Regions from separate parts of the Homo sapiens genome. Here region 2 is linked to region 1. Evidence: read pairs that join two places in POLR2A ChIA-PET (ENCODE). Cell type or tissue: Panc1. All regions are shown on one strand. Links, peaks and the distances in the headings refer to the core of each region. The heading gives the core; the rest is flanking DNA. Region 1 holds the start of MEX3D (mex-3 RNA binding family member D). Region 2 holds the start of LOC100288123 (a long non-coding RNA gene).

What was found. ChIA-PET counts read pairs that join two places held together with the same protein. Peaks named below come from ENCODE experiments on the same cell type or tissue, not always from the same donor. Only the 100,000 strongest peaks of a DNase experiment are listed, where the experiment ranks them.
Region 2: POLR2A ChIA-PET joins it to region 1 with 6 read pairs; 2 of 35 experiments call an interaction of 5 or more read pairs at or near these places.

The regions. Positions count from the first base shown.
Region 1 is chr19:1,560,527-1,575,823 of GRCh38, reverse strand. MEX3D (mex-3 RNA binding family member D) reads left to right here and starts at 7,499. Exons shown (of 2, transcript NM_203304.4): 1 at 7,499-8,360. The coding sequence starts at 7,766. MBD3 (methyl-CpG binding domain protein 3) reads left to right here. Exons shown (of 7, transcript NM_001281453.2): 7 at 1-2,228. It also overlaps the pseudogene RN7SL477P. RefSeq lists silencers at 7,220-7,269, 7,310-7,499, 14,540-14,834 and an enhancer at 13,981-14,808. In Panc1, for the core only: no CTCF peak of the experiment used is centred there; no DNase peak of the experiment used is centred there; H3K4me3 peaks cover 428 bases.
Region 2 is chr19:1,817,053-1,832,349 of GRCh38, reverse strand. REXO1 (RNA exonuclease 1 homolog) reads left to right here. Exons shown (of 16, transcript NM_020695.4): 2 at 3,719-5,472; 3 at 6,407-6,511; 4 at 8,565-8,778; 5 at 10,668-10,831; 6 at 11,955-12,086; 7 at 12,293-12,416; 8 at 13,219-13,332; 9 at 13,507-13,644; 10 at 13,755-13,868; 11 at 14,570-14,643; 12 at 15,021-15,131. It overlaps LOC100288123 (a long non-coding RNA gene), which reads right to left and starts at 10,261. Exons shown (of 4, transcript NR_152847.1): 1 at 9,658-10,261; 2 at 9,093-9,335; 3 at 8,634-8,727; 4 at 7,805-8,241. RefSeq lists silencers at 1,043-1,243, 5,007-5,142 and an enhancer at 3,381-3,881. In Panc1, for the core only: no CTCF peak of the experiment used is centred there; no DNase peak of the experiment used is centred there.

The DNA of each region.
Region 1 (15,297 bases), core at 5,844-8,343:
GTTGACGAAGCTTGAGGGTCCTTTCCTCTCTCCCTGAAACCTTGGGGACCCCCACAGGCCAAGGCAATACTGGCCTTTGCTAGAGGTCGTGCCCGGTGAGAAGTGAGTTGTAGGCGTGGGCACCTGAGGGGCCAGCCCAGTGCTCAGGCCCTCGTCAAATTCCCTGCCCTGGAAAAGTCTCAGACCCTCAGGCTGAACCCCCTGGGCGCACCGAGGCTCCACACTCCAGCCCCAGAACCCAGACCTGGCATGGGGCGGGGAAGCCTGAGCTCCCAATGCTGGGATCTTTCGTGGGGGCCTCATGACCAGCCTGCCCTGTGCGGTGCCTGGCCCCATCCTCAAAGGCCACTTGGCTGCCCCCAGCCCCGCCCATGTCTCAGCCCCAAGACCTTCTGGGACTTTTTTTTTTTTTAGACAAGAGTTTCGCTCTTCTTTCGCTCTTGTTGCACAGGCTGGAGTGCAGTGGCGTGATCTGGGCTCACTGCAACCTCCACCTTCTGGGTTCAAGCCTCAGCCTCCCGAGTAGCCACCACGCCCAGCTAATTTTTGTATTTTTAATAGAGACAGGGTTTCACCATGTTGGCCAGTCTGGTCTGGAACTCCTAACCTCAGGTGATCCGCCCGCCCCAGCTTCCCAAATTGCCGGGATTACAGGTGTGAACCACCATGGCAGCCCTTCTGGCACTTGCCAGCAGCAGCAAGAGCCTCACGTGTCCCCCGCCTCCCCTCAGACCAAGCTCCCCACCGCTGCCGCCACAGAGGGTACCAGGGAGGAGAGGCTCAGGACCCCCGTGGCGAGGATGCACCTCCCAGCCCTCGGCCCAGCCACACGGACCACAGGGCTCCCGAGTCTCAGCAACACCAGCTAAGGGGCATCATGCCTCTCCTGCCACACCCAGGGCCCGTGCCTTGCTGTCCCTGCAGCCCCCAGACCCAGGCAGACAGGGACAGCCCTTCTGACCACCGCACACACTCGCCACCGCAAAGATCCCCGGGGATGCCCCTCGCCTGTGTGTGTCCCTCATGGCTGTCACAGCAAATCTCCAGGAGCCCGGAGGTGCCCATGGAAAACACCCCCAGCTTCCGGAACGTTCTTTCGGACAGGGCCATACCGGAGCAAGACTCAGCTTTCTGGTAGCGGGTGGCTGGGCACTGCCTGTGAGATTCTGTCACACTCGCTCCAGATTCAAGGGGTCCAAAAAGTGTAAACAAGTCAAGTGCCCATCCAGGGATGAACGAACACAGCCCGGCCCGGCCACACCATGGAGCAGGACTCGGCCATGAACAGGAACCAGGCTCTGACACCGGCCACGGCGCAGATGCCCCTGGAGGAGTCCACCCTCAGCAAGAGACACACAGACACCGACACGGCGTGCAATCCCATTTGTGTGAATGTCCAGGACAGGCCGATTCAGAGACAGGAAGGGGACACGTGGGTGCCAGTGACTGGGGATTATGGGGACTGGGGGAAATGGCTAAAGGGCACCCACAAAAGTTAATGATAATGTTCCACAGTTTTTTTTTTGAGATGGAGTCTCACTCTTGTCACCCAGGCTGGAGTGCAATGGTGTGATCTCTGCTCACTGCAAGCTCTGCCTCCTGGGTTCACGCCATTCTCCCTCCTCAGCCTCCCAAGTAGCTGAGATTACAGGCATATGCCACCACCCCCAGTAGAGACGGGGTTTCACCATGTTAGCCAGGCTGGTCACGAACTCCTGACCTCAAGTGATCCCCCACCTCGGCCTCCCAAAGTGCTGGGATTACAGGCATGAGCCACCGTGCCTCACCAGAATTGTGTACTTTTTTTTCTTCTTCTTCTTCGGCATGGAGTTTCGCTCTTGTTGCCCAGGCTGGAGTGCAATGGTGCAAACTTGGCTCACCGCAACCTCCTCCTCCCGGGTTCAATAGATTCTCCAGCCTCAGCCTGCTGAGTAGCTGAGATTACGGGCGCCCGCCACCACACCCAGCTAATCTTTGTACTTTTAGTAGAGACAGGGTTTCACCATGTTGGCCACGGGCAAAAGAATTTTGTTGAGGGCAAATAATATGAGACCACAAAACTGCCTTCCCTGCTCAGTTTTAATTTTCACAGTTTTAATTTTTAGCCTTCTCTGGTTACCAAAATAACCACGCTCACGGCCGTTCATTTGAAGATATTTCCAGTTAACGTGTGTGAAGTGGGTTTTTTGAGATGTAATTTACAAGCAATAAAATGCTCCTGTCTCTGCTGTCCTGCCTGCCTTCCTTCTCCATCACAGGATTCTCCCTGTGCATTTTCCTTTTCCTTTCTGAGTTTTGTTTTGTTTTGTTTTGTTTTTTGAGATGGGGTTTCCCTCTTGTCGCCAGGCTGGAATGCAATGGTGCGATCTTGGCTCACTGCAATCTCTGCCTCCCCAGTTCAGGCAATTCTGTCTCAGCCTCCCAAGTAGCTGGGATTACAGGCATGTGCCACCACGCCCGGCTAATTTTTTGTATTTTTAGTAGAGACGGGGTTTTGCCATGTTGGCCAGGCTAGTCTCGAACTCCTGACCTCAGGTGATCCACTGATCTGCCCCCACCTTGGCCCCTCAAAGTGCTGGGATTACAAGCGTGAGCCACTGCACCTGGCCTTTTTTTTTTTTTTCTTTGTTTTGAAGCAGGATTTCACTCTGTCACCTAGGCTGGAGTGCAGTGGCGTAATCTCAGCTCACTGCAACCTCTGCCTCCCGGGCTCAAGCAATCCTCCCACTTTAGACTCCCAAGTAGCTGGGACCATAGGTGTGTGCCATCAGACCCGGCTAATTTTTAAATTTTTTGTACAGGCTGGGCAAGGTGGGACACGCCTGTAATCTTAGCACTTTGCAGGGCCTAGGCAGACAGATCACTTGAGGTCAGGAGTTTGAGACCAGTGTGGCCAACACGTACTAGAAAGCACGAAAATTAGCTGGGCATGGTGGTAGGTGCCTGTAGTCCCAGCTAGTCGTGAGGCTGAGGCAGGAGAATCCCTTGAGCCAGGGAGGAAGAGGTTGCAGTGAGCTGAGATCACGCCGCTGCACTCCAGCCTGGGCGACAGAGTGAAGGGATTCTGTCTTCAAAAAAATAATAATAATAAATAGGCCAGACACGGTGGCTAACGCCTGTAATCCCAACACTTTGGGAGGCCTAGGCAGGAGGATCACCTGGGGTCGGGAGTTTGAGACTAGCCTGACCAACACGGAGAAACCCCTTCTCTACTAAAAATACAACATTAGCCAGGCGTGGTGGGCACCTGTAATCCCAGCTACTCAGGAGGCTGAGGCAGGAGCATCTCTTGAACCTGAGAGGCGGAGTTTACAGTGAGCCAAGATGGCGCCATTGCACTCCATCCTGAGTGACAGAGCAAGACTCCGTTCTCAAAAACACAAAACAAACAAAAAAAAACTGTATCCTAAGCAAGACAATGGATCCCCCAGGCCCACCCCTGGGCTTCATCAGCGATGATCACGGCTCCTCTTGTCTCCCATAACCCCCACCCTGCCCGGTCAAAATGCCTCCCTTCCTATGTGATTTTCTTCCAACATTCTCCCATGAAAAAATGTCAGACGCGGCCGGGCGTGGTGGCTCATGGCTGTAATCCCAGCACTTTGGGAGGCCAAGGCGGGCGGATCACCTGAGGTCACGAGTTCAAGACCAGCCTGACCGTCATGGTGAAACCCCGTCTCTACTAAAAATACAAAAATTAGCTGGACTTGTTGGCGGATGCCTGTAGTTCCAGCTACTCAGGAGGCTGAGGCAGGAGAATCGCTTTAACCCAGGAGGCGGAGCTTGCAGTGAGCTGGGATTGTGCCACTGCACTGCAGCCTGGGCAACAGAGCTAGACTCCGTCTCAAAAAAAAAAGAAAAGAAAAGAAAAGAAAAAGTAAAAAACATCAGATGCAGAGTGGGCCTGAGAGAATTTCACATTTCACGGTGACCACAATAGTGCCACCACCTACACCAGCGCTTCCCACCTGAGGTGACTCTGGGCCCAGGGGCCACGTTTGTGGGCATCTGGGCTGTCACAACCAAGGAGGTATATTATGGGTTGAATCATGTCCGCACAAAGATGTCTGTGTCCTCAACCCCACAACTTCTGAATGGGACCTTGTTTGGAAAGAGGGTCTCTGCAGACAAGTTAAGCCAAAGTTGTACGGGAGGGGGTGGACTCTCATCCCGTGACTCCTGTTCCCATGAGAAGAGGGAAACCAGGACACATACAGGGAGACATGGGTGTGTGAAGACAGAGGCCGAGGTCAGAGCGATGCGGCCACAATGAGCGATGAGGCCACAATGAGCGATGAGGCCACAATGAGCGATGAGGCCCAGAGCCCCCAGAAGATGGAAGAGGCAGAAAGGACGCTCCCCAGAGCCTTTGAAGGGGGCGCGGCCCTGCGCACACCTTGAGTTTTGACTCTGAGGCTCCAAAACTGGGAAAGAATTAAATATTCATTGCTTCATTCATTCATAAATTCATTTGTTTATTAGACACAGGGTTTTTTCTTTGTTTGTTTGTTTGTTTTTGAGACAGAGTCTTGCTCTGTTGCCCAGGCTGGAGTGCAGTGGTGTGATCTCAACTTGCTGCAACCTCCACCTCCCGGGTTCAAGCGATTCTCCTGCCTCAGCCTCCCAAGCAGCTGGCACTACAGGCTCACGCCACCACACCCGGCTCATTTCATATTTTTAGTAGAGACAGGGTTTCACCGTGTTGGCCAGGTTGATATAGAACTCCTAACCTAAGGTGATCTACCTGCCTTGGACTTCCAAAGTGCTGGGAAGACAGGCGTGAGCCACCGCGCCCGGCGCCCGGCTGACAATGCCATTAATAATTGCAAGTGGCTGGGCATAGTGTTACCCACCTGTAGTCCCAGCAGTTTGGGAGGCTGAGGCAGGAGGATTGCTTGAGGTTAGGAGTTCAAGACTAGCCCGGGCAACAAAAAGGACCCTGTCTCTACAAATACAAAAAGTAGCCCGGTGTGGTGGTGCACACCTGTGGTCCCAGCTACTCAGGAGGCTGAGGCGGGAGGATTGCTTGAGCTCGGGAGTTCTGAGCTGTAGTGAGCTATGCTGATCCAGCGTCTACATTAATATGATGACCTCCCTGGACTGGGAGGACCACCAGGTTGCCTAAGGAGGGCTGAACCTACCCAAGTCAGAGACGGAGCTGGTCAAAGCTCTCATGCTGATCTGTCCTGGGGTCACACCTGTGAATAGCCACTGCACCCCAGCCTGGGCAACAGAGCAAGACTCTGTCCGAAAAAGAAAGAAAAGGAAAGGAGAGGAGAGGGGAGGGGAGCAGAGAAGGAAGGGAGAATCCTGGTTGATACGGTGAAACCCTGTCTCTACAAAAAATACAAAAAATTAGCTGGGTGTGGCGTCAGGCACCTGTAGTCCCAGCCACTCGGGAGGCTGAGACAGGAGAATGGCGTGAACCCAGAGGCGGAGCTTGCAGTGAGCCAAGACTGCACCACTGCACTCCAACCTGGGTGACAGAGCGAGACTCCGTCTAAAAAAAAAAAAAGAAAGAAAGAAGGAAGGAAGGAAGGAAGGGAGAGAAAAGAAGAAATGAAGAACGAAATAAAGGATGAAAGAAAAGGAAGGAAGCAAGGAAGGAAGGAGAAGAAAGAAAAGAAAGAAGGAAAGAAAGACAGAAAAAAGAAAAGGAAGAGAAAGAAAAAAAGGAAAGAAAGAAAAGGAAAAGAAAAAAGAGAAAGAAAGGAAAGAGAAAGAAAGAAAAAGAAAAGAAAGAAAGGAAGAAAGAAAGAAAAAAAGGAAAGAAAGAGAAAAAAAGAAAGAGAGAAAGAAAGAGAGATAGAAAAACAATTCCAAGCATGGGCGTGCACGAAAGAGAAGTCCAGGACCCCAGGAGGGGAAGTGGGGCTGGATGCAGCCTGGGGTCAGGAGAGAGATTTTGGGTGGGGAAGGGCTCCAGGCAGGGGGATCCTGACCCTGCCTGCCTGGAAGAAGTGGGCAGAGAAGCCACCAAAAGTGAAGGGCCCAGCAGTGGGTGGCTGTGGCTGAGGGACTAGAAGAGTGGCTGAGGGGGACCCAGGGTGTGTGAGGCGGGGGGAGGGGACAGAGGAGAAGCCTTGCTAGGCAAAGGGGCAGGCTGCCCCACTCCTGCCCAGAGAGCCCTGCCTTCGGTCCAAGTTTGCACAGCCAGCCAGGGACAGGTCTGGTAGAAGAGGGGGGCAGGTAGACCCAGCCAGACAGGTTTATCACAAAAAACCCCACAGGTGCAAGGAAGGCCCCGAAGGACAGCTGGAGGAAGAGCCGCTGGGAAAGCGGCTATTTTTTTTTTTTTTTTTTTTTTTTGAGAGGAGTCTTGCTCTGTCAACCAGGCTGGAGTGCAGTGGTGCAATCTCGACTCACTGCAACCACCACCTCCAGGGTTCAAGCAATTATCCTGCCTCAGCTTCCTGAGTAGCTGGGATTACAGGTGCGCGCCACCACGCCTGGCTAATTTTTGTATTTTTAGTAGAGTCGGGGGTTTCACCATGTTGGCCAGGCTGGTCTCTAACTCCTGACCTCGTGATCCACCCGCCTCGGCCTCCCAAACTGCTGGGATGACAGGCATGAGCCACCGCGCCCGGCAAGGGTGGCTTTAGAGGTGGACAACGCCCGTTGCGGGGAAAGGCACCCCAGAAGAGGGTGGGGCTCCACATGGAGGGTTCTGGCTGGTGTGAGCCTGCCCTCGCCATGGAAGCACCACTGTGGTAGAGAGGTCTCTGGCTGGGGGCACAGAGACCGGGTCTGTGGCCTTGGGTGGGGCGGAGGAGGTGGCGTGGAGGAGGTGGCCTGATCCCAAAGCCGGGAGCCAGCCAGAGGGGAGCTAGGAGAGACTAGGGGAGAGGGACCTCAGGCCCTGGGGTGTGCATGATTGTGGAGCTGTCCCTGGCACAGAGGCTGGGGGTGGGGCAGGGGCCTGACCCTAAAGCCCACCTGATAGCAAGGGGTACTTGGGGACTGGGACCCCAGGCCCTGGGGGGTGCACCGTGGGGCGGGGGTTGGACCCTGGCACAGAGGCGGTGGGCGGGCAGGAGCCTGACTTCGAAGTCCAGTGGGATCGCGAGGGGGACTTGGAGAGGACCCCACGCCTTTATGCAGGGAGGTGGGGGTCCCTGGCACAAGGAAGCGGGCGTGGAGCAAGAGACCTCGCTTGGGGGCGACCCGGATCTCTAGGGGAAATTGGGGAGCGGGACCTCGGGCCCTGGGGCGCGCGAGGCAGGGACTCTCAGGCTTGGGGAGGGAGCGCTGTCCAGGCAGGGGCTGAGCCGCACACACCTGCAGCAGCGCCCGCACGTGCGGATGCGCCCGGGTTCCCGCCCGAGCGCCGGGCGGAGGCGGGGCCTGGACCACGTGCCCGGCGCCGGCCCCGCCCCGGCCCCGCCCCGCGCGCCTGCGCCCTGGGGGCCGCCCATTGTTGGGCCGCGGCGTGACGTCGCGGGGGCGGGGCCGGGGCGGGGCCGCGGGAGGCGGCGGGAGGGAAGGAGCGTCCCGCGCCGCCGCCGCCGCCTCGGCCGCCGAGGAGCCGCCGCCGCCGTCGCCGCCGCCGCCGAGCCGCAGCCAGAGTCGCTGCCGCCGCCCGGCCCGGCCCGGCCCGGCCCCGAGCAGCCCCGCGCCGCCGCCGCCCCGCCCGCCCGGCCCCCCGTGCCCGCCCCCGCCGCTGGATGCAGGCGGCCGGCGGCCCAGCTCGCAGAGGCGGAGGGCGGCGCGGGCGGCGGCGGCGGCGCGGGCGGCAGGAGCGCGGGCCCCAGCGCTAGCTCCCGCCATGCCCAGCTCGCTCGGCCAGCCCGACGGCGGCGGGGGCGGGGGCGGCGGCGGCGGCGGCGTGGGGGCGGCGGGGGAGGACCCCGGACCCGGACCTGCGCCCCCGCCCGAGGGCGCCCAGGAGGCCGCGCCCGCGCCCCGGCCGCCGCCCGAACCCGACGACGCGGCCGCCGCGCTCCGCCTGGCGCTGGACCAGCTGTCGGCGCTCGGGCTGGGGGGCGCTGGCGACACGGACGAGGAGGGGGCGGCCGGGGACGGCGCAGCGGCGGCGGGGGGCGCGGACGGCGGGGCGGCTCCGGAGCCTGTGCCCCCCGACGGACCTGAGGCCGGCGCGCCCCCGACCCTGGCCCCCGCCGTGGCCCCCGGGTCGCTGCCGCTGCTGGACCCCAACGCGAGTCCCCCGCCGCCGCCGCCGCCCCGGCCGTCGCCCCCCGACGTGTTCGCGGGCTTCGCGCCCCACCCCGCGGCCCTGGGGCCCCCGACGCTGCTGGCCGACCAGATGAGCGTGATCGGCAGCCGCAAGAAAAGCGTCAACATGACCGAGTGCGTCCCGGTGCCCAGCTCCGAGCACGTCGCCGAGATCGTGGGTCGCCAGGGTGAGTGGCCCTCGTCGGGGGTTGCTGTCCTGGGGGTCCCCGCACCGTCCGCCCCGGGGAAGGGGGTCGCCCGAGCCCAGCCCAGCCCGCGCCGGACGCCCCGCACCGGACACGCCCCGCGTGGGCTCCGGCCTCGGCCGCTGCCTTTGCGCCTTTGTCCTGCAGCCGCCGCGGGAGAAAGTTGGGCGCAGCCCGCGCTCCTCCCCTGCGCGCTCCGGCCCCGCCGCCGCCTTTGTCTGGGCCGCCTCCAGCCCGGAAAGGCTCCGGGGAGCCGCGCCGCAGCCCAGGCCCTCGGCCGCCCGCAGGGGCACCCCAGAGAGGGGCTCGAGGGCCCGGGGCTCCGGCCGGGCGGGGGGCGCCCCACACCCAGCACAGGCGGCGGGGCGGGGCAAGCGCAGGTTTAGGGGTGGCTTAGGGGGGCCGCCTGCAGGACCGGGAGAGAAGGCTGACAGTACAAAGAGCGCACGTCTCAGTCTCCAGCCTGGGGCCCTGACTGGGGTGGGGACGGGACCGGGCAGGAGAGGGTCCCTGCTCCACTCTCTGGCCCCGAGTCAGGGATTTCGGGGCCTGGGGAAGGACCGGCTGTCAAAGCCACTTCTGGGGTGCAGCCTGCTGGGCAGGCCGGCGGGCGGCAGGCCCCGGGTGTGGGGTCCAGCGGTGGCATCGTCGGAGCTTCCCTCTGGCCGCCCCATTGTTCTCTTTGTTAGAGAGCGAGGCTGAGATTTGCAGGGTGACATCAGGCCGGCCGCTGCTCATTGGCCCCCGAGCTGCGGGGCGGGCGGGCGGGTGGTGGGCAGTGCCTGGCCCAGCTCACACCCACCACCCCGTTAGCCACCCGCCCGCCTGCCTCCCTCAACTTTCTCCTGCCTTCCCGCCACCCCTCCCCGCTCCTGGGTCCCCGCTGACCGCCAGTGATCAGCCAGGTTCTAGAACTTGGGGTGGGGCCTTGGCGGGGCTGGTGGTGGGGCCGCAGGACACTTGGGCTGGGGGTCCCTGCCTCCCCGGGGCCCTCGGGAATCCAGGCCAGAGAAAGGTGTGGGGGGCTGGGATTGCAAGGTCATCTATGGCCCTGGCCTCAGGCGGGGGACCACCAGGGCGCCCTCCCCTCCGCCCTTTCCCTCGGTCCAGGTGGGTGGGGCACCACAGCCTCCTGTCTTTTGGTCGTTCATTTGTCCAGCTCATGTGGGGACCCACGGAGGGTCAGGCATGGTGCTGGCCCCAGGAAGCATGCTCTGGAGTGGTGGGTGGGGAGGGACTGGGTTCTGTCTCAGTCCTGCTGGCTGCCCTTGGTGGGACCCCCTGGCAGGAGGGCGCCCTACCATCCTGTTACTGCCTCCCCATTGAGGCCTTCCACCCGGCCTCCATGTCCCATACCCAGGGCCTAGAACGGGACAGCTGCCCTGTGCGGAGTGTCTGGGAGCCTGTGGAGACAGGCGTCCAAGCCGAGGCCTGGGGACCAAGTGACCAAAGGCACGAGCCTGAGCCTCCAGGTGGTGGAGGCTGTGGCTGTGTTCTTTGTGAACGCGCTTGTCCTGGCACCCAAGGGCCTTTGAGCGAGGCTATGGCCACATGGGGAGCTGGCAGGAATCAGCGTCAGGCTGAGAGCTTCTAGACCTGTGGCCTCAGGGTGGGAATTCTCTAGGGGCAGGTCCATGGGAAATGGAGTCTGTGGGCACCAGGCTCAGCCCCCACCTCTGGCCTGTGCGTTCTGCACCCACTTACTGGGCTCTTGCTGGTGGCCGTCAGCAAGGCAGGCCCTGGGGTACAGTGGGGGTCGGGGGTAGAGTGGGCCCTGATTGCTTGTCCTGCAGGCCGCCGTGGCCCTGCGCAGATGACGGCCCCTCTCTGTGATGTGCGGACGTCTCACCTCCATTAGGGTAGAGGATTCTGGGGCAAGATGCTGGTTTTATTTATTTATTTATGAGACGGAGTTTCGCTCTGTCGCCCAGGCTGGAGTGCAGTGACGTGATCTGGGCTCACTGCAAACTCCGCCTTCTGGTTTCAAGCAGTTCTCCTGCCTCAGCCTCCTGAGTAGCTGGGATTACAAGTGTGAGCCACCACGCTCAGCTGATTTTTGTATTTTTAGTAGAGACGGGGTTTCACCATGTTGTCCAGGCTGGTCTCGAACTCCCGACCTCAAGTGATCCGCCCACCTCCACCTCCCAAAGTGCTGAGATTACAGGCGTGAGCCACTGCGCACGGCCAGTTTTATTTATTTGTTTTTATTATAAAGTTTTTCTTGTAGAGACAGGGTCTTGCTCTGTTGCTCAGGCTGGTCTTGAACTCCTGGCCTCAAGCGATCCTCAGCCACCCAAAGTGCTGGGGTTCCTACAGGTGTGAGCCACTATGCCTGGACCCAAGTTGCTGGTTTTAATCCCAGCTCCAGGTCACACACAGTGGCCACCCCATAAGTGGAGTGCGCGTTGCCAGGGATGCAACTGTGGATGCCAGGACAGGTTGGCAGCTTCAGTAGTCCTTACGTCTTCCACAGCTTCGGTAGTCTGTACTTCTTCCACACTGTAGAACCATCTGTGGCTCCCAGCTTCTCCCACCCACCCCGTTCTCAAGCATACCTTTCAATGTCCTTTGTGCCCCGGCCCTGCCCCTTTACTCACCTTCCTCTCCACCCTGGGGCTCTCTGAACTTCTCATGCTTCTCTGTCAAACCCAAGCTCCAAGGTTACCCCTTCCCTGGAGGCCAGGAAGGGTGCACCTGTCCGGCCTCCCCACCTAGACAAGAGTCACACAGGCCTGGCACCAGCCCTCTCCCCAGTAGCTACGTGCTGTTCTCTGAGCTTCAGTTCTCTTGATCCTAGAGGGGGTCCGAGTGCTTTCTGGGCAGACTGTGGTCATTCAAACCCTCTGAGTTCCCACCCATCTGCTGGAGGCTCCAGTTCATTCATTTGCTATATCTTTTTTTTTTTTTTTTTTTGGGATGGAGTCTCGCTCTGTTGCCCAGGCTGGAGTGCAATGGCACGATCCCGGTTCACTGCAAGCTCCACCTCCCAGGTTCAAGCGATCCTCCTGCCTCAGCCCCCCTAGTATGTGGGATTACAGGCACGTGCCACTATGCCCAGCTGGTTTTTGTATTTTCAGTAGAGACGGGGTTTCGCCATGTTGGCCAGGCTGGTCTCACACTCCTGACCTCAGGTGATCCACCCACCTCAGCCTCCCAGAGTGCTGGGACTACAGGTGTGAGCCACTGCGCCTGGCCATTGGCTAGATCTTTATTGAGGGTCTACTGTGTGCTAAGCCTATGCCAGACTTGACCTGCCCCATCTCACTGAGGCCCATAATGTGCCCCAGGAAAGGTCCTGCAGCTCCCAGGTCACAGATGGGGAGGCAGAGGCTGCAAGAGGTAAAGAATAGGTAAAAACTGAGGGGATAGCAGCACTCAGAGAGGCTGAGGCAGGAGGATCCCTCGAGCCTAGGAATCGAGACCAGCCCGGCCAACATGGCGAAACCCTGTCTCTACAAAAAAAAAAATACAAAAATTAGGCATGGTGGCACACTCCTGCAGCCCCAGCTACTCTGGAGGCTGAGGCAGGAGGATTACTTGAGCCTGGGCGGTCGAGGCTGCAGTGAGCTATGATCTTGTCACCGCTCTCCAGTCTAGGCAACAAAGCAAGACCCTGTCTCCAAAACAAAACAAAAATCATGGGCTGGGATTCAAACCCAGTTTCTCTGGTGGGTCAGCAAAGAAAATTTCAGATTCCAAAGCTTGAGGGCTGGGGGTGAGGGGAGGCAGCCCTGTCTGGGAGACAGGCAAAGTGGAGACCCAAAAGCACAGGCGTCTCCCTCCAGCCGGCCAGCAAAGGTGCTCTAGGGGACCTCCGGCCCTGCTCCTGCTGAGACCCCAACATGTACCCTCCTTTCTCACCCCGCTTGCCAGGCACCCTGGGTGAATCTGTGCTCCGTGGCAGCCTCTCCCCCTGCATGTTCCCAGGGACAGGAACCAGGGCAGGTGCTTGGTCATGGTTGGGTCTTCAGTGTCTTGCCAGGGCCTGTACACAGAAGGTGTTCTGTGGCTAATGAATGAATGAATGAGTGAGTGATGTTGAAGGCAGGGCCTGGACTGGAAGCTGCTCAGGGCTCGCTCTCTCTGCTGTCGGCACAGGCTAAGGCTAGTGATTTTAGGTTGTTCCCCTCAGCTGGGGGCGACCCCTGGCTCACTGTCTCCCCTCCTGTCCCTTGTTCCTGGCTGCAGCCCCAGAGGCTCCTCTTCTCCTCCCATCCCCGCAGGCCCCAGGTTTTCCCGACAGCTGGGGACAGTGCTGGGGTGTTGGTGGGGACCATGCCATGGTTTTCCTGTCCATACACTGCAGAGCCCTAGGAAGAAAGGCTCTGCTAGGAAACCTCCACACTGCAGACCCAACTGAGAGTTCTGGCGTTAGTACAGTGTACATGTTCCCTTCATTCCCCGAGAGGTTTTTTTCTTTTCATTTTGAGACAGGGTCTTGCTCTTGTCGCCCAGGCTGGAGTACAGTGGCTCAGTCTCGGCTCACTGCAGCCTCCACCTCCCAGGTTCAAGCAGTTCTTTCACCTCAGCCTCCCGAGTAGCTGGGATTACAGGTATCTGCCACCACCACGCCAGGCTCATTTTTGTATTTTTAGTAGAGACGGGGTTTCGCCATGTTGGCCAGGCCGGTCTCGAACTCCTGACCTCAGGTCATCCGCCTGCCTCCACCTCCCAAAGTGCTGGGATTACAGGTGTGAGTCACCACGCCTAGCGGTTTCTTGTTGTTGTTGTTTTGTTTTGTTGTTTTTGAGACAGGGTCTGGTTCTGTTGCTCTGTCCTGAGTGCAGTGGTGTGATTGTAGCTCACTGCAGCCTCAACCTCCTGGGCTCAGACGATCCTCCCACCTCTGCCTCCCAAGTAGCTGGGACCACAGGTGCGCACCAACACACCCAGCTAATTTTCTTTTCTTTTCTTTTCTTTTGAGGCGGAGTCTCACTCTGTCGCCCAGGCTGGAGTGCAGTGGTGCAATCTCGGCTCACTGCAAGCTCTGCCTCCCGGGTTCAAGCGATTCTCCTGCCTCAGCCTCCCGAGTAACTGGGATTACAGGCGCCCGCCACCACGCCCGGCTAATTTTTGTATTTTTAGTGGAGATGGGGTTTCACCATGTTGGTCAGTCTGGTCTCGAACTCCTGACCTCGTGATCCACTGTGCCCGGTCCACACCTGGCTAATTTTTTTTTTTTTTTGAGACGGAGTCTCACTCTGTCGCCCAGGCTAGAGTGCAGTGGCGCGATCTCAGCTCACTGCAACCTCCATCTCCCAGGTTCACGCCATTCTTCTGCCTCAGCCTCCCAAGTAGCTGGGACTACAGGCGCCCACCACCACACCCGGCTAATTTTTTGTATTTTTAGTAGAGACGGGGTTTCACCGTGTTAGCTAGGATGGTCTTGATCTCCTGACCTCGTGATCCACCCATTTTGGCCTCCCAAAGTGCTGGGATTACAGGTGTGAGCCACCGTGCCCGGCCACACCTGGCTAATTTTTAAAAATTTTTTGTAGAGGCCGGATATGGTGGCTCACACCTGTAATCCTAGCACTTTGGGAGGCTGAGATGGGAGGATCACCTGAGCCCAAGAGTTCCAGACCAGCCTGGGCAACATAATAAGACCCTGTCTCTGCAGAAAAGCTTTAAACAATTAGCCGGGGGTGGTGGTGCATAACTGTAGTCCCAGCTACTCGGGAGGCTGAGGTGAGAGGATGGCTTGAGCCCAGGAGGTCAAGGCTGCAGTGAGCTGTGACTGCACTCCAGCCTGGGCGACAGGTGACACCCTTTATAGAGACAGGATCTTGCTATGTTGCCCAGGCTGGTCTCGAACTCCTGGCCTCAAGTGATCCTCCTGCCTTGGCCTCCCAAAGTGCCGGAACTACGTACGGGTGTGAGCCACTGTTCCTGGCCTGGGAGGGGGTTTTGACATCCCTGTTTGACAGCTGAACCAGCTTCCCTCCTCCCCACCAGACCCCTCAGCTCCCGCTGGCTTCCATAGTGGCCCAGGTCTGGGATGCTGCTGTCCCGCGTCACCCGGCTGCCTGGCTGGGGGCGGCTGCGTGTTGGACTGAGTGTTGGCTGTGAGGCCTTGTTCTCGCCCCGTCCTGCTTCTAGAATCCTGTCCTTGCTGTTGCCTCAGCGGCTCCCTGGGGTTCACATTCCCCTTCCTGCCATGGCAAACCCATCCAGCCTGGGCTGGTGGCCTCGGCTCCCACACCAGGACTTGTGGTTTCATTGGTAAGTCGTAGTGCACGGTCATTGCAGCCAGGACCCTGGACGGGCTGGATGAGTGATGCCCGCTGGTGTGTGTGCTGCGTGGGGCCCTGGTAGGGGGAGACTTGGCTGCTGTGGGTTGGGGGTGTGGGACAGGTCAGGGCCAGACTCTGGGGTGGTCACCCCGATTCCCAGGCATCTCAAGCCCTCCGAGTTGGAATTCTGGGGACATGGCCCACGAATCTGCATTTCAGTGCCTGCCAACCTTCGGTGTCCCCCAGAGCCCGCCCTTCAGGCTTCCTGTCCCTCTAGCCTCGCTGTGTCATTTCCAGTGGGGCAGGGGTGGGCTGGGATCACTCCTGGAGCCCCGATTCCTTGGCCCCTTGGCGTCTTGATGTGGGTGGAGTTTTGGGGGCCAGCACGTGTCAAAGCAGACGCAGCACCAATGAATTGAGCTCCAGCTCCGTCTTTGAGGTCCTAGAGGCCTTCTAGCTGTGAGGTCTCCACCCAGCGCCACCGTCTGGGTTAGGGCAGGATGGAGTAAGGGGAGGGGGAGGCGCCAGTTCCCTCCCCTGCCCCGACGCACGCGTGGCTCCCAGCACCATCCTGGTTTCTGCTCAGACAGTCACACGCCCCCTTCCTTGCCACCTCCATCTCCCAAATTTGTCATCTCACCCAGACCAGACTTTCTGTGACCACAGCCTGTGAGCTCAGCGGTGGC
Region 2 (15,297 bases), core at 8,272-10,771, 250 kb before region 1:
GTGGGCCTTAAAGCAGCACACTCTCTCTCAGCGCTGGGCTGGGAAGTCCAAAGTCAGCCTCGCTGGGCTCAAGTCAAGCTGTGGGCAGGACTGGGCCTCCCGAAGGCTTCCGGGGAGAGTCAGTGCCCGCCTTTCCCAGCATCTGGAGGCACCTGCATCCCTCGGCTCAGGGCGCCTTCCTCCCCTTCAAACCCACAGCACAGCCTTTTCCAGTCTCTCTGACTCTCACCCTCCTGCCTCCCTCTTTAAAGGACCCTGTGAGGACACTGGGTTCCCGGATAATGCAAGATGTTCACCCACCCTCAGGGTCCTTTGTTCAAGTCGCACCTGCAGTCTATTGGCTGAGTGAGGTGGCCTGGCCACAGGTCCCAGGGATTAGGATGGGGACTTACCTGGGGAGGCTTTTGTTCTGCTGGTGGGTGTGTCTCGGGGGAGCAGCTTGGGAAACCAGCCATTTCTTTTTTTCTTTTTCTTTTTCTTTCTTTTTTTTTTTTTTTTTTTTTTGAGATGGAGTTTTGCTCTTGTTGCCCAGGATAGAGTGCAATGGCTCAATCTTGGCTCACTGCAACTTCCGCCTCCCAGGTTCAAGCGATTCTCTTGCCTCAGCCTCCCGAGTAGCTGGGATTACAGGCATGGGTCACCACGGCTGGGTAATTTTTTTGTATTTTTAGTAGAGATGGGGTTTTTCCTTGTTGGTCAGGCTGGTCTCGAACTCCTGACCTCAGGTGATCCGCCCGCCTCAGCCTCCCAAAGTGCTGGGATTACAGGTGTGAGCCACCACAACCGGCCGAAACCAGCCATTTCTTTCTTATGCCTGCTGGGGCTTGAGGGGGTGTGGGTGGGGGCCATAGGGGAAGCCTCCAGTTCTGTTGCTGTTCTCTGCGTCGCCCACAGTGGGAGGTCTTGTGCCTGCCTCCCCTTGGCTGCGTCCAGCCATTTCTCTGCACGGAAGTCTTAGCACGCTGTGGGGGTCGATCTCCAGGTGGGCCGAAGGGCAGGCAGGTTTTCTGAGTGGAAGAAACACACCTGAGGCCCGACCTTCAGACAAGCTGCACGTTCAGTCAGAATCAAGTCAGAGCCAAGTGGCGTCTTGGTGCGGGCAGGTTCCCATGGGGCTGTTGCCTTTTGCTACATGGTGTCACAGCTCCTTATCAGCCTGTCGGGGATGTGTGTCAGCATTCACGTCCCTCTTGGGCAGTTGGTGTTGGGTGCAGCATAAATGAAGGCCAGATTGCATTTGCTGTACCCCATGGGACTGCGGGCTTGGTGTGGGCCCGTGCGCCTTTGTTGGAATCTGATCTCACTGGGTTTGTGGAGCTGCTTTTCAAAGGTGAGAGTGTGCAACATTCCTTGCCCCTCTTCTTCCCCATAGCAGTGTGACTTGGAGGTCCCTCCAGGGCGCACGCCTCCCCCTTAACCACAGGTGACCTGCGTTTCGGCTTCTAGGTCATCTCCTGCGTTATTTATTGTTGTGTTTTTGCAGTGAAGGCTGCACCAGACGCATCTGTACCTGCCCTGTGCGGTCTGTCTGTGGCACGGGTTCTGAGGATTCCGAGTCTGAAGGTGGTGGTGTTGAAGCTGCATGGGATGGTTGCGAAACTGCTCTGCAAGATCTCGGCCTGTCCATGGCCCCCTCAGTGACGGGCAAGGGAGATTTCACCCCATCTAGAGCCCCATTTGCCATCTAAGGGGATATACCATCTACAGGTTCCAGGAATTAGGACGCAGACGTCTTTGGCGCCATTTCCTGCCAACTCCAGAGGATCAGACCTGTTGACCTTTAGAGACCTTTAGAGATGTTACGGAATTACATTCAGTGGAACTTTATTTTATTTTTTTAAGAGCTGGGGTCTTGTTTTGTTGTCCAGGCCAGAGTGCAGAGGCACAATCCTGGCTCGCTGCAGCCTCAAGCCCCTGGGCTCAAGTGATTCTCCCACTTTAGCCTCCCACATAGCTAGGAGCACAGGTGTGCATCACCATGCTCAGCTTATTTTTAAGTATTTTTTTAAGAGATGGGATCTGTGTCATCCAGGCTGGTCTTAAACTCCTGAGCTCAAGCAGTATCCTCCCGCCTCAGCCTCCCAAAGTGCTGAGATGATCGGCGTGAGCCACTGTGCCTGGCCGTGCTCAGTAGAATTTCTAATGGTCAACTTCCAAGTTTCTGGAGTAAATATTTGAACTTGGTTTTTATTGCTTCGCTGGAATACTGGGCTCCACTTGCTCATGTTTTCTTTAGACTCCTTCGGCCTGTCCCCACGGGAGGCTTCTGTGGTTCTGACTTCTGTGCTGACGTTGGTGGCATTGAGGTTGTGAGGGTCTGCTACACTATGTTCTGGAACCACGTAAATAACATGCGAGTCTCATGTTCCCAGCTGCCCCCCGGGAAGACATTTCAGCCGTGTGCTTTAAGCCAGGCACAGCAGCTTGGGCTATAGTCCCAGCTATCTTGGAGGCTGAGGTGGGAGGATTGCTTGAGTCTACGAGTTCAAAGCCAGCCTGGCCAATATGGTGAGACTCCACCTCTACAAATTTTTTTTTGTTGAGACGGGGTTTCACTCTTGTCGCGCAGGCTGGAGTGCAATGGTGTGATCTCGGCTCACCGAAACCTCTGCCTCCCAGGTTCAAGCGATTCTCCTGCCTCAGCCTCCTGAGTAGCTGGGATTACAGGCATGCGCCACCACGCCCGGCTAATTTTGTATTTTTAGTAGAGACGGGGTTTCTCCATGTCGGTCTGGCTGGTCTTGAACTCCCGACCTCAGGTGATCCGCCCGCCTTGGCCTCCCAAAATGTTGGGATTACAGGCGTGCGCCACCGCGCCCAGCTACAAAAAGTTTTGAAATTAAAAAATTAATTTAAAGTAGGCCAGGTGCAGTGGATCACTTGAGGTCAGGAGTTCGAGACTGGCCAACATGGTGAAACCCCATCTCTACTAAAAATACAAAAATTAGCTGGGTGTGATGGCGCACGCCTGTAATCCCAGCTACTTGGGGGGCTGAGGCAGGAGGTTTGCTTGAACTCGGGAGATAGAGGCTGCGGTGAGCCAAGATCGCACCACTATACTCCAGCTTGGGCAGCAGAGAGACTGTCTCAAAAAAAAAAAATCTTCCTGTGGATTTTGCAGGGTGGCCCATCAACTGGGCATGTCCCCATCCCCCGGCCCTGCTCAGCCACATCACCGCAGGCACACCGCCACCACACCACCGCTGGCACACTGCTGGCACACCTCCGCCACACCGCGGGCACACTGCTGGCTGGGTGGGGCCGTGTTGGCTGAGGAAGGGCTCTCCTGTGTCCACCGTCAGGCTGTGGTTGTCGGCCCAGCCCAGTCCTGCCTCAGCCCGGCACCCTGAATGCTGGGAGCTCCACACCCGCCTGCCCCGGGGAGTTCCAGCCTGTCGAGTGTCCACCCCACCATGGTCATTGTGCGCATTTCATGAGCCGTGTGAGGGAGCCTCCAGTACCCAGGGAGCTGTGTGTCACGCAGCCCAGGCCCATCCAGCGCCCATTGGTCAGGGCAAGGCGGGGCCCGGCACAGGGCCTGAGATGGCGCCATGGCCTGTACCCAGCTGGGCACCCCAGAGCCTTGGCGGGCGCCAGTGCGTGGTGGGTTTCGGAGGCAGGTCTCTTCCCTTCCCTGCAGTTTGAGACCGGGGCCGCCCCCATGCTGCGGGCTCCTCTCCGGCAGGCTGGTCACAGCTGTGCTCTCTGTTCCCTTCAGGGCTGGGTTACGACCCCTACAACCCTGAGCTGCCCAAGCCCCCCGCGCAGAGGGAGAATGGCACCCTGGGCCTGGGGGAGGAGCCGCGCCCGGATGTGCTGGAGTTGGAGCTGGTCAACCAGGCCATCGAGGCCGTGCGCAGTGAGGTGGAGCTGGAGCAGCGGCGCTACCGGGAGCTGCTGGAGACGACCCGTGAGCACCGCTCCGCCGAGGCCCCCGCCCTGGCGCCCCGCGGCCCCAACGCCAGCCCCACTGTGGGCCCGGACGAGGATGCCTTCCCACTGGCCTTCGACTACAGCCCCGGCAGCCACGGCCTATTAAGCCCTGATGCCGGCTACCAGCCCACCCCACTGGCCGCCCCTGCCGAGCCGGGCAGCAAGTACTCGCTGGCGTCCCTGGACAGGGGTCAGGGCAGAGGTGGAGGGGGTGGCGGTGCCCTGGAATACGTCCCCAAGGCTGTGAGCCAGCCCCGGCGGCACAGCCGCCCCGTTCCCAGTGGCAAGTACGTGGTGGACAACTCCAGGCCACCCACAGACCTGGAGTATGACCCTCTCTCCAACTACTCGGCCCGGCACCTCAGCAGGGCCAGCTCCCGGGATGAGCGGGCCGCCAAGCGGCCCCGGGGCTCCCGCGGCAGTGAGCCCTACACACCTGCTCCCAAGAAGCTCTGTGACCCCTTTGGCAGTTGCGATGCAAGGTTCTCAGACTCAGAAGATGAGGCCGCCACGGTCCCAGGTAACGAGCCCACCACGGCCAGCACCCCCAAAGCCAGGGCCGACCCTGAGATCAAGGCCACCGGGCAGCCACCCTCCAAAGAGGGCCTGGAGGCCGAGGGGGGCGGCCTGCGGGAGACCAAGGAGACGGCCGTGCAGTGCGACGTGGGGGACCTCCAGCCGCCCCCAGCCAAGCCCGCCTCCCCAGCCCAGGTCCAGTCCTCACAGGATGGGGGCTGCCCCAAGGAGGGAAAACCCAAGAAGAAAAAAACCGGGGCCCCACCTGCCCCCAGCTGCAAAGACGGGGCCCAGGGGAAGGACAAGACCAAGGACAAGGGCCGAGGGCGGCCTGTGGAGAAGCCCCGTGCGGACAAGAAGGGCCCGCAGGCCAGCAGCCCCCGGCGCAAGGCAGAGCGGCCGGAAGGGACCAAGAAGAAGCCATCTTCGGCCACTCCTGTGGCCACCTCAGGGAAAGGGAGGCCTGACCGGCCAGCGCGGCGGCCGAGCCCCACAAGCGGGGACTCCCGACCGGCGGCCGGCAGAGGCCCACCCCGCCCCCTCCAGCTGCCCGACAGGAAGAGCACCAAGGCCCCGTCGGGGAAGCTAGTGGAGCGGAAAGCCCGCTCACTAGACGAGGGCGCCTCCCAGGACGCCCCCAAGCTGAAGAAGCGGGCCCTGAGCCACGCCGACCTCTTTGGGGACGAGAGTGAGGACGAGGCCGCAGGGCCAGGGGTGCCGAGCGTGTGGCCCTCTGCCCTCCCCAGCCTCAGCTCGGACTCAGACTCCGACTCAGACTCCAGCCTGGGCTTCCCGGAGGCGCAGGGGCCGCCCAAGCGGCTCAAGGCCTCCCCGCCCCCCTCCCCCGCCCCATCCTCCTCCTCCTCCTCCTCCTCCTCCACCTCCAGCGCGGGGGCGGATGTGGACTACTCGGCCCTGGAGAAGGAGGTGGACTTTGACTCCGACCCCATGGAGGAGTGCCTGCGGATCTTCAACGAGTCCACCAGCGTCAAGACGGAGGACAGAGGCCGGCTGGCCCGGCAGGTGAGGCGCGCGGGTGCTGGGGCTGGGCTCGGGCAGAGGCAGAGCCGAGGGCCTGGTGAGAGACCTTCTATCTGGAGTGGTTTCCAGTTGGCTCGGAGGCACGGGGTGGAGGCAGCTCCTCAGTGCTGGTCCCTGAGCCCGTTGAAATCTCAGGAGCTCAGGAGCACCCGGGCAGCCCTGTTGCTCCTGTTGCCCCTCACCCACCCAGAGGTCACTGGCCCGTGGCCACCAGCCAGGCTTCTGTGGCCACGTGCACACGGTCTGTTCCCACTGACTGGCAGGGGGATATTGGCCCACCCACCCACCTCAGGGGAATCCACCTCCGGCACACCCTTCTAGCCCCTCTCCCCTCGCCTCCCCTTTCCTCCCTTCCCCCTCTCTTCTCCCCTCCTCCCTTCCCCCATCTCTGTCTCTTCTCTTCCAGCTCCTCTGTCTCCTCTCCTTGCCTCCTCCTCATCCCCTCCGGCTCCTTTCTCCTCCCCTCCCTCCTCCCTACTCCCAGCGTGGCGAGCTCTTGCTCTCCTGGGCCAGCCCTGGACCCCTGGGTCTCCTGGCCCCGTGTCCCCAAATTGGCCACCAGGGGGAGCTCACTCCACACAGACTGAGCCCAAGTGCTCAGCCCGCAGCAGCTGGTTCGGCCCAAGGTGGCCTCGCTTTCCCAGTGTGCTTTCATTCTGCAGCCCTGGGGTCTCCAAGCTGGGGCCCTGGGTGCCCAGGAGAGGTAGCCTTGGGCATCTGCAGAACGTGTGACACCTGCCCACCCCTCCGACTGCACCCACACAAAGCCCAGGGACTGTTGGCCCTGAGCCCTCAGCTGCTGTGCCTGGGGGCTGGACTGTTCCATTCCCCACTTGCCGGGGGCAGTTTGAGGTTGGGGTGTGTTGGTGTTGGCAGCGAGGGCAGACCTGTGCTGACGGACGGACATGTGTCTTAGCCCCCCAAGGAAGAGAAGAGTGAGGAGAAGGGGCTTTCGGGTCTGACCACTCTGTTCCCCGGGCAGAAGAGGAGGATCTCCCACCTTTCCAAGCAAGGCCAGGAGGTAAGGTCCGCAGAGGCCAGGCCAGCAGGAGCCTTTTTTTTTTTTTTTTTTAAAGACGAGGTTGGCCTGGTTTGGTGGCTCACGCCTGTAATCCCAGCACTTTGGGAGGCCAAGGCGGGTGGATCACCTGAGGCCAGGAGTTCGAGACCAGCCTGGCCAGCATGGCAAAACCCCATCTGTACTAAAAATACAAAAATTAGCTGGGCATGGTGATGGGTGCCTGTAATACCAGCTACTAGAGAGGCTGAGGCAGGAGAATCGCTTGAACTCAGGAGGCAGAGGTTACAGTGAGCCAAGATTGCACCACTGCACTCCAGCCTGGGTGATAGAGCAAGACTCTGTCTCAAAAAAAAAAAATTATAAAAAAAGGGGGTCTTGCTTTGTCACCCAGGCTGGTCTTCCAACTCCTGACCTCAAGTGATCCTCCTGCCTCGGCTTCCCAGCGTTGGGATTACAGGCGTGAGCCACTGCTCCCAGCTTCATCCCTCTGTTTTCTGTTTGTTTGTTTTTTGGTTGTTTTTTTTTTTTTTTTTTTTTTTGAGACGGAGTCTCGCTCTGTTACCCAGGCTGGAGTGCAGTGGCACGATCTCTGCTCACTGCAACTTCCGCCTCCCGGGCTTAAGTGATTTTCCTGCTTCAGCCTCCCGAGTACCTGGGATTACAGGTGCCCACCACCACACCAGGCTAATTTTTGTATCTTTAGTAGAGACGGGGTTTCACCATGTTGGCCAGACTGGTCTCGTGATCTGCCTACCTCGGCCTCCCAAAATGCTGGGATTACAAGCATGAGGCACTGCGCCCAGAGGTGGGCAGATCACGAGGTCAGGAGTTCGAGACCAGCCTGGCCAACATGGTGAAACCCCGTCTCTACTAAAGATACAAAATATTAGCTGGGCGCGGTGGCACGCACCTGTAATCCCAGCTACTCGGGAGGCTGAGGCAGGAGAATTGCTTGAACCCGGGAGGTGGAGGATTCAATGAGCCAAGATCGTGCCATTGCGCTCCAGCCTGGGCGACAAGGCAAGACTCTGTCTCAAAAAGATAAATACATAAAATGAGTTATCCATTCATAAACTTCTGATTTCTTTGGGACATTGTTCCTGTAAATCTGTGACGCTTTTTGTAAAGCATCAGTGATTTCCCCATTCGTTCTTCCACCCAAGTTTTACCATAAATTTGATGCTTAACATTTGCTTCAATTTTAGCAGAACTCCTGTTGCTCTGACTGGGGCTCTGTTCTAACTGATGTCTTACTTTTTTTTAGTGCCTCAAACTCCGTCTGGTTCAGACATGTTATGACAAGTTAGTATCAGTTTATTTTGGGGCAAAAAAACTTGAAAGCCATGCAAGTTTCGTCACAACGCACGTTTTCCATGAGCTTTTTGAAGACACCTTATCTTTGACGCTGCCCGAGTTCCAGAGGGAGCTGGCCCTGCCCCTTCCTGTTAGATTGCCACGGTGCTGGGGCGAGGGACAGAGCAGGTCAGCAGCCCCAGGGTGACCTCCCCCAGAGTGCGGCAGACGGCCTGCTGCGCCGTGTGCGGCCTGGGCCTGGGCCGGTTGTCCAGCTCTGAGCTCCAGTGTCCTCTGTAGCCCGGAGACAGTAGCGCTTGTCAGGCCCCTGTGCAGACGTGGCGAGGTAGTGCAGGACAAGCAGAGAGCCTGGCTCCGGGGTCAGCAGCCAGGAGAGTCCCAGTTGCTCCAGTCCCAGAGCCTCCCCAGAGGAGGGGCTTTGAGGAAGATTAGGCGTAGTGGGATTGGATTGGAGTGCCAGTGTAATCGGGGTAGTCCCGCCCACCCGTGCCTTATCAGGGCTGAGGACATAGCCTGGGCACCGGGAGACACTGGGAGTGGGGGAGCCTGGAGCCACATGGCATTGAGGACCACTGCCCCCTGCTGCTTCCCCCCAGTGTGCCCAGCAGCTCAGAAGGCAGCCAGGGAGGTGGTGCCTCCGGCCCCCGAGCTCCAGCCACCCTCTCCCAAGCCTGCCCGGGGTCGCCTGCTCCAGGTGCCCCCGCTGTGCTGCCAGGCCTTAGCATTTGTGGTGACGCAGGTGGAGCCCCCGAGGAGGGGTCCCGCGGTGCCCCCGGCCCGGCCCCCGACGGCGCAGGAGGTGTGCTACCTGCGGGCCCAGCAGGCGCAGAGGGCATCGGCGAGCTTGCTGCAGGCCCCCGCCAGGCTGGCAGAGAAGTCGCCCTCCGTCCACATTTCCGCCCCTGGCGAGAAGAGGAGGATCGCCCACATCCCCAACCCCCGCCTGGCTGCAGGTGAGTCCTGGCCCAGGGGGCCTGTGCCGGGGGGCCGTGGGCATGTGGGCAGGAGAGGTGGCACCCTGAGGTCTCTGAGCTCACCTGAACCACATGGTGCTTGCTCATGGGATGACTTTGGGCCCCCTCCCTGGGGCCCTCAGCCTGCCTGTCTGTGAAATGGGGACTGTTGAGGGGTGCAGGAGGCCTGGCCCAGCACCTTCCTTCCCTGACCCAGCTCCGGGGTTACTAGGAGTCCAACAGCCTGCTGGGGACTGGGCTGAACCAGGGCCTGAGCCTGTGGTTCCAGGGAATGGGGAGCCATGTCGGGGTACCTGGCATTGGGTGGGGAGCAGGCTTCTGCAGGTGTGGCTTTCTCCTGGCGTGTGAGTGGGGGGCGTGGCCTCTGATGGAAATGAGTGCTGTCTTCCCAGGAGTGGGGCTGTATTTCCTTTACTCCGAGGGGCACTTCCCCCCCAGCAGGGTCTTGTAGAAAGTCGGGCCAGGCCTCAGTGGTGGGTGGACAGGACCCTTCACGGGGGGTTGTCCTGTCTCCTGCGTCTTCACATCAGTGGTGTCTGTAGAGCGAGAAAGTATCCCTGGAGGCAGGTCACAGATGAGGGTCCCCCAGAAAGCTCCTAAAAAATGCAGGTTCTGGTCTGGAGGCTGGGAAAGGTCTGTGTGTCTGGCAAGCTCCCTGGGAGGGCATGGCTGCTGTCCGAGGACCACCCTGAGCAGCCTGCTGGTTTGGAGCCCCTGCCTCCCTGGCGCTGGCTGGAGAGCCTTAGGGCCAGCCCCGGCGATTCCCCTGCAGATCCCATGGATCCCACGGCCCTCCTTAGGGAGAGCTCTCCAGGCTACTCTGACCTCCCCTCCCCAGAGCCCCCTCACGGCTGAGACCTTAGCCCCAGGGAGGGGAAATCATTGAGTTGGGCCTATCCCAGGACCCCACACGCTTCCCGTCTGTGTCTCCGCGCTCGGGTTGTCCTGTTGCTGATCTGTGGTGGGTGCTGAGCTGTCGCAGTGCCCTTGGGGCCCGCCGCCTGAAGGGAGTCTGGCGTCCCAAGTGCTGGCAGTGCCGCAGGGCGGGCTCATCTGGCTTGGAGGACTCCTGTGGCTGCCTGGGCTCGCCCCCAGCGTGCAGCCGAGGGAGTCTGGAGGTTCTCTGTCCGTTCCTGAAGAGCAAACCCTCCACTGCAAGAGGCGCGTGCCAGCCTGGCGGGCAGCCTGCTTCCTTGCTGGGCGGCCCGCGGTAGCATGAGCAGACTCATCCTGCCTCCCTTGCACCTTCCAGGGCCAGATGGCATTTCGAGGGATGTTGCTCTGAGACTAGGGCCAGATGTCCCTGCTCACAGCTCCCCTTCCTGGGTCGGTGCCGAGCCCCCAGTCCAGAAGCCCCCCTGCCACACAGACGTACATGCCCAGGTTGCAGCTGCCCGCGTGGCCAGCCCTCCGAAGCAGCCCCTGCAGGCCTGGCCTCCTCCCTCTGGTTTGTGACTTCATCAAAGGGCAAGGCAGAACACAGAGGCCGCAGGGCAGGGCAAAGCCAATGAGCAGGTGGGGGCACCCGAGACCCTTCGGTCCTCTGTCCGGGAGCCAGGGCCTTTCCCTCAGACATCGACGCCTTGGGCTTGGGGTCAGAACACGTGGCAGAGGCCTGGACCACCCCACCGGTGACGTGTCCTCAGCGGCCTCCGCAGCCTGACCTGTGTCCTCTGCCTCGATGGACTTGCCTGAAGGCAGCTAGAGCCTGATGCCATTGCGCAGCCCCAGCCCCTCACCCTGGCCCGGCCCCCTGCACGCGGAGATGCACGTGCTGCTGGCGCTGAGCGGCCGCGGCTGCCTGGTGCTCCGCCACGTGGTGATGGGCAGCCACTCGCCCTGTGCCCACACCCCCTGTGCCCCGCCAGCCCCCACAGGTGCCAAGAGGACCCTTGCGGCCAGCGGCAGCCAGTCCTCCAACGGCCCTGAGCCAGGTGGCCAGCAGCTGAAAACACGCACATTGTCGGGGATGGCGTCCAAGACTACCACCACCATCATCCCTAAGCGAATCGCCCACAGTCCATCCTTACAGGTAGCCCCTCCCATCTCGGCCAGGACCACCACCCCCAAGACCACGCCCTGAGGCCCGGCCACATGGGACCTGCGGAGGGCCAGCCTCGCCCCTGCCCTGCGGGCCTTCGTGCTCCACACCGCAGTACAGCCTTCACCTTCCCTCCCCATGCCTTGGTGTTTTTTTTTTTTTTTTGAGATGGAGTCTCGCTCTGTCGCCCAGGCTGGAGTGCAGTGGCACGATCTTGGCTCACTGCAAGCTCTGCTTCCTGGGTTCACGCCATTCTCTGGCCTCAGCCTCCTGAGTAGCTGGGACTACAGGCGCCCGCCACCACGCCTGGCTGTTTTTGTATTTTTAGTAGAAACGGGGTTTCACCATGTTAGCCAGGATGGTCTCGATCTTCTGACCTCGTGATCCACCCGCCTCGGCCTCCCAAAGTGCTGGGATTACAGGCGTGAGCCACCATGCCCGACCGCCCTGGCGGTGTTTTTTTGTTTTGTCTTGTTTTGTTTTTTTGGTTGGTTGGTGTTTTTTTTTTTTGTTTAGAGACAGGGTCTCTGTTGCCCAGGCTAGAGTGCAGGGGCGCAATCATGGCTCACTGCAACCTCGACCTCCTGGGCTCAAGTGATCCTTCCACCTCAGCCTCCTGAGTAGCTGGGACCACAAGCCGGTGTCATCACACCCCAGCTAATAATTTTGTTTTTTATTTTGTAGAGACAGGGTTTTGCCACGTTGTCCAGGCTGATCTTGAACTCTTGTCCTCAAGTGATCCTCCTGCCTCAGCCTCCCAAAGTGCTGGGATTATAGGCGTGAGCCACCACGCTTGGCCTTGTTTTGTTTTTAATTAATAGACTTTATGTTTTTTGAGCAACTTTAGGTTTCTAGGAAAATTGAGCAGAAAGTACAGCAAGTTCCCTTGTGCCCCCATGGCCTCAGTTTCCCATGACCTTAGTTCCGCTGCCCTCAGTTTCCCCTGCTGCTCCTGTCTTGCCTTGGCGTGTCTGTCCCTACTGCAGCCAGGCTGATCTGTCCCAGCGCACCTCACTCTTGCCTCCAGCCATGGGCACGGCCTCATCGCGTCTGCGTTCCCCGCTGGAGGCCTTGTGGAGGCCCTCACCCATGGCAGCTTTTGCCTTCCCTCTAGAGTTTAAAGAAACCCATTATCCCCAAAGAGTTTGGGGGCAAAGTCCCCACCGTCATCCGCCAGCGCTATCTCAACCTGTTCATCGAGGAGTGTCTCAAGTTCTGTACCTCCAACCAGGAGGCCATAGAGAAGGTGAGGTCCTGGAGTTCCTATCTGGCCGGTCGGGTGGGGACTAGGGGTCCAGGGTGGTCCCCAGACATCCCCCGGCCTCTCAGCCGCAGCTGTGACCCGGAGCTGCCTGGGAGAGATGCAAGTCCCCGACCCCATGGCGACCCCACCGCTGGGGCTCCCCGGCACCAGGCAGGCATGGCCTCAGCTGGGCACCGCCTGTCCCCCAGGCACTGAACGAGGAGAAGGTGGCCTATGACCGCAGCCCCAGCAAGAACATCTACCTGAATGTGGCCGTGAACACCCTCAAGAAGCTCAGGGGCCTGGCCCCCAGCGCTGTGCCCGGCCTCAGCAGTGAGTCCTGGCGGGTGGGCGGGGGAGGCTCAGGGTTGCTCTTGGGGTGGCAGCTGGGCTGGGACCCTCGCTGGGACCTTCACAGCCCTGAGCTCAGCCACAGTCTCAGACAAAAGGAAAGCGCGGTGCTGTGGGGGGGCTGCCTGCTGCCTGGTTCCCAGGCTTCTGTGTAGGACGGACCTGGCCCTGGTGTCCTCGCTGTCAGCCGCCTTCCTCCGCTGAGTGGGGTCTCCAAGCCGAGCCGAGGGGCCGCCTGCTAATGGAGCTGCGGCAGCTTCTTCAAAGCAGGAGGCCCAGGGCTGGGCGAGCTCCATGCATTAAGCTCTGGGGAGGAAGAAAGCGGAGACCTGGGCGTTTCATTGCAGCCTCTCCAGGCTGCATTAAGCTATCACCGGCCCCTGCCCCCGTCCCCGCCTGCATTAGCACTCGGAGGGGCCCTGGGTTGGCGTCGCAGGCTGGGTGGCCCATGAAGGCTCAAAGCCCTCGAAAGCCATTAGATCCCCCGTGCTGTTCTCCCCGCCCTTCCCCCTTCGCTTGAGGGGAGGGGACGAAGACTTTGGGTGTGGGGCCTCCGTGCAGCTCTGGGGCCTGCAGAGCTGGCGGCTGCCCTGCGTCCCTGGCTCACCGCATGTCTGCCTCTCCTGTTCGGGTCAGGCTGGAACCCGGGGTCAGTGGGGTGCTGTCCCAGAAAGGGGGAGTTGAGGCAGAGGTCTGAGGAGGGCAGGGTGGGTGGGAGAGCAGGCGGGGCAGGGGTCTGAGCCAGCTACTTCACACCCTCCTCCCCTCCCTCCCTTCCTTCCAGAAACCAGTGGCCGCAGGGTTGTGTCCCACGAGGTGGTGTTGGGGGGCAGGTTGGCCGCCAAGACCAGCTTCTCGCTCAGCCGTCCAAGCAGCCCCCGGGTGGAGGACCTGAAAGGTAAGGCCCTGCCCCTGCTCTGCCACACGGTGCTTCGTGGGCCTCTGCCGGCCCAGCCCCTGCTGTGCCACACGGTGCTTCGTGGGCCCCTGCCGGCCCAGCCGCCTTTCCCGGTGGTGTCTACCGCCCCGTGGGCCATCCCAGGCAGGGGCTGACCACTGTGCCTGTCCACAGGGGCTGCCCTGTACAGCCGCCTCAGGGAGTACCTGCTCACCCAGGACCAGCTCAAGGAGAACGGCTACCCCTTCCCGCACCCAGAGCGGCCCGGGGGCGCAATCATCTTCACAGCTGAGGAGAAGAGGCCCAAGGACTGTGAGTCGCTGGCCTGCGACGGCCTAGGTGGGCAGGTGCGGGATGTGGGCAAGGCCGGGCATGCGGGCCCCAGCGTGAGCCTCAGCTTCCACCTGGGTCCCCACCCACAGCTTCCTGCAGGACCTGCTGCCGCTGTGGCACCGAGTACCTCGTGTCCTCTTCAGGCCGCTGCATCCGGGACGAGGAGTGTTATTACCACTGGGGACGGCTGCGCCGGAACCGGGGTAAGGCCTTACCCGGGTCCTTCCCCTTCCCACCCATGGCCCCCGGAACCTGGGCCCTCCCTTGAGGCCCCCAGAACTGGGGTAAGGCTTTACCCAGGCCCTCCATCCCACTCAGGGTCCCTGGGCTGCACCGTCTTTGGCAGAGCCGGGGCTAGCCCTTGGCCTCATTTTCTCTCCACCTGTTCTTTATGCAAAAGTAAGACAAGAGCTTTCCCATGACAAGGTTCAAATGCCACCACCTGAAAGGCCCTGTGTCCCTGCCTTCCTGTGCCCTTGGTCCATGGAAATGTGGAGGTTGCTGGCCCCAGGAGCGGAGGGGCTTGTCCCACCCTTGGCCTGGTGGTTCTATTCAATCCCCCAGGCAACCACGCAGCCACGCTCAGGGCACATGGCCAGCCTTGCACAGCCCTGTGGCGGCCCCTAAAGCCATCGCCTCAGGGATACCTGGAGGGTGCTGCCCGGGGCAGCGCTGCCAAGAGGCCTCTGCAGAGGGCACTGGTCTCCCTGGATCCAGGCCTGGGCGTCCTGGCTGCCACACGACTGCCGGGGCCTGGTCTGCTTCCAGCTCCACCAAGAGGCTGAGGCCTCCTGTCCTCAGTCCTCACTCCCTAGTAGGGCTCGGTAGATGCAGGTGGTCAGTGCCCCGGGGGCTGTGGAGTGGGCCTGGCCGGGCCCTGACTGTGTGTCTGTGTCCCCTGCAGTGGCCGGAGGCTGGGAGACCCAGTACATGTGCTGCTCGGCTGCCGCCGGCTCTGTCGGCTGCCAAGTCGCAAAGGTGAGCCCTGGCGTCCCAGTCCCCTCTGCCTGTTCTCAACAGACTTCTGCCTCCCCATCGTTGGTGTGGGGTCTCGGGACACAGCACAGTCCTGGGCTCAGGGTCTGGGCCCCCGGGCAGCCTTTCTTGTGTTACCCAGAGAACGTAGCACCCGTAGGCCCCAGGCCCTGTCCCTGGCCACTTCCCATCCTGGGAAGCCGTCCTCCCTGTGTCTTCTTGGCAAGCCCCCTTCCCCACCTGCTCACCAGGGTCCCAACCAGTGAATGGGCGTGATGGATGGATAGGATGGTCCCGAAGGGCTCAGAGATGTGCTGCTGCTGCCACCCCCGCCCCCACTGCACCCCGAAGCTGCCCTCACCTGCCTTCTCCACCCCCAGCAACACGTGCAGGATGGCCGGAAGGAGCGCCTTGAGGGCTTCGTGAAGACCTTTGAGAAAGAGCTCTCAGGAGACACCCACCCGGGGATCTACGCCCTGGACTGCGAGATGGTGAGGCTGTTCTCTGCCCAGCGTCGGGTTCAGGATTGGGGAGGACCTGGCCTGGTGCGGCCGCCCCATCTGGCCCCATCTGGGCCTGGCTCACCGGCCAGCGCTCAGGGTTTCTCTCGCAGCACCGGTGCCTGTGGCTCCTGCCCTGGACCAACACCCCATACTT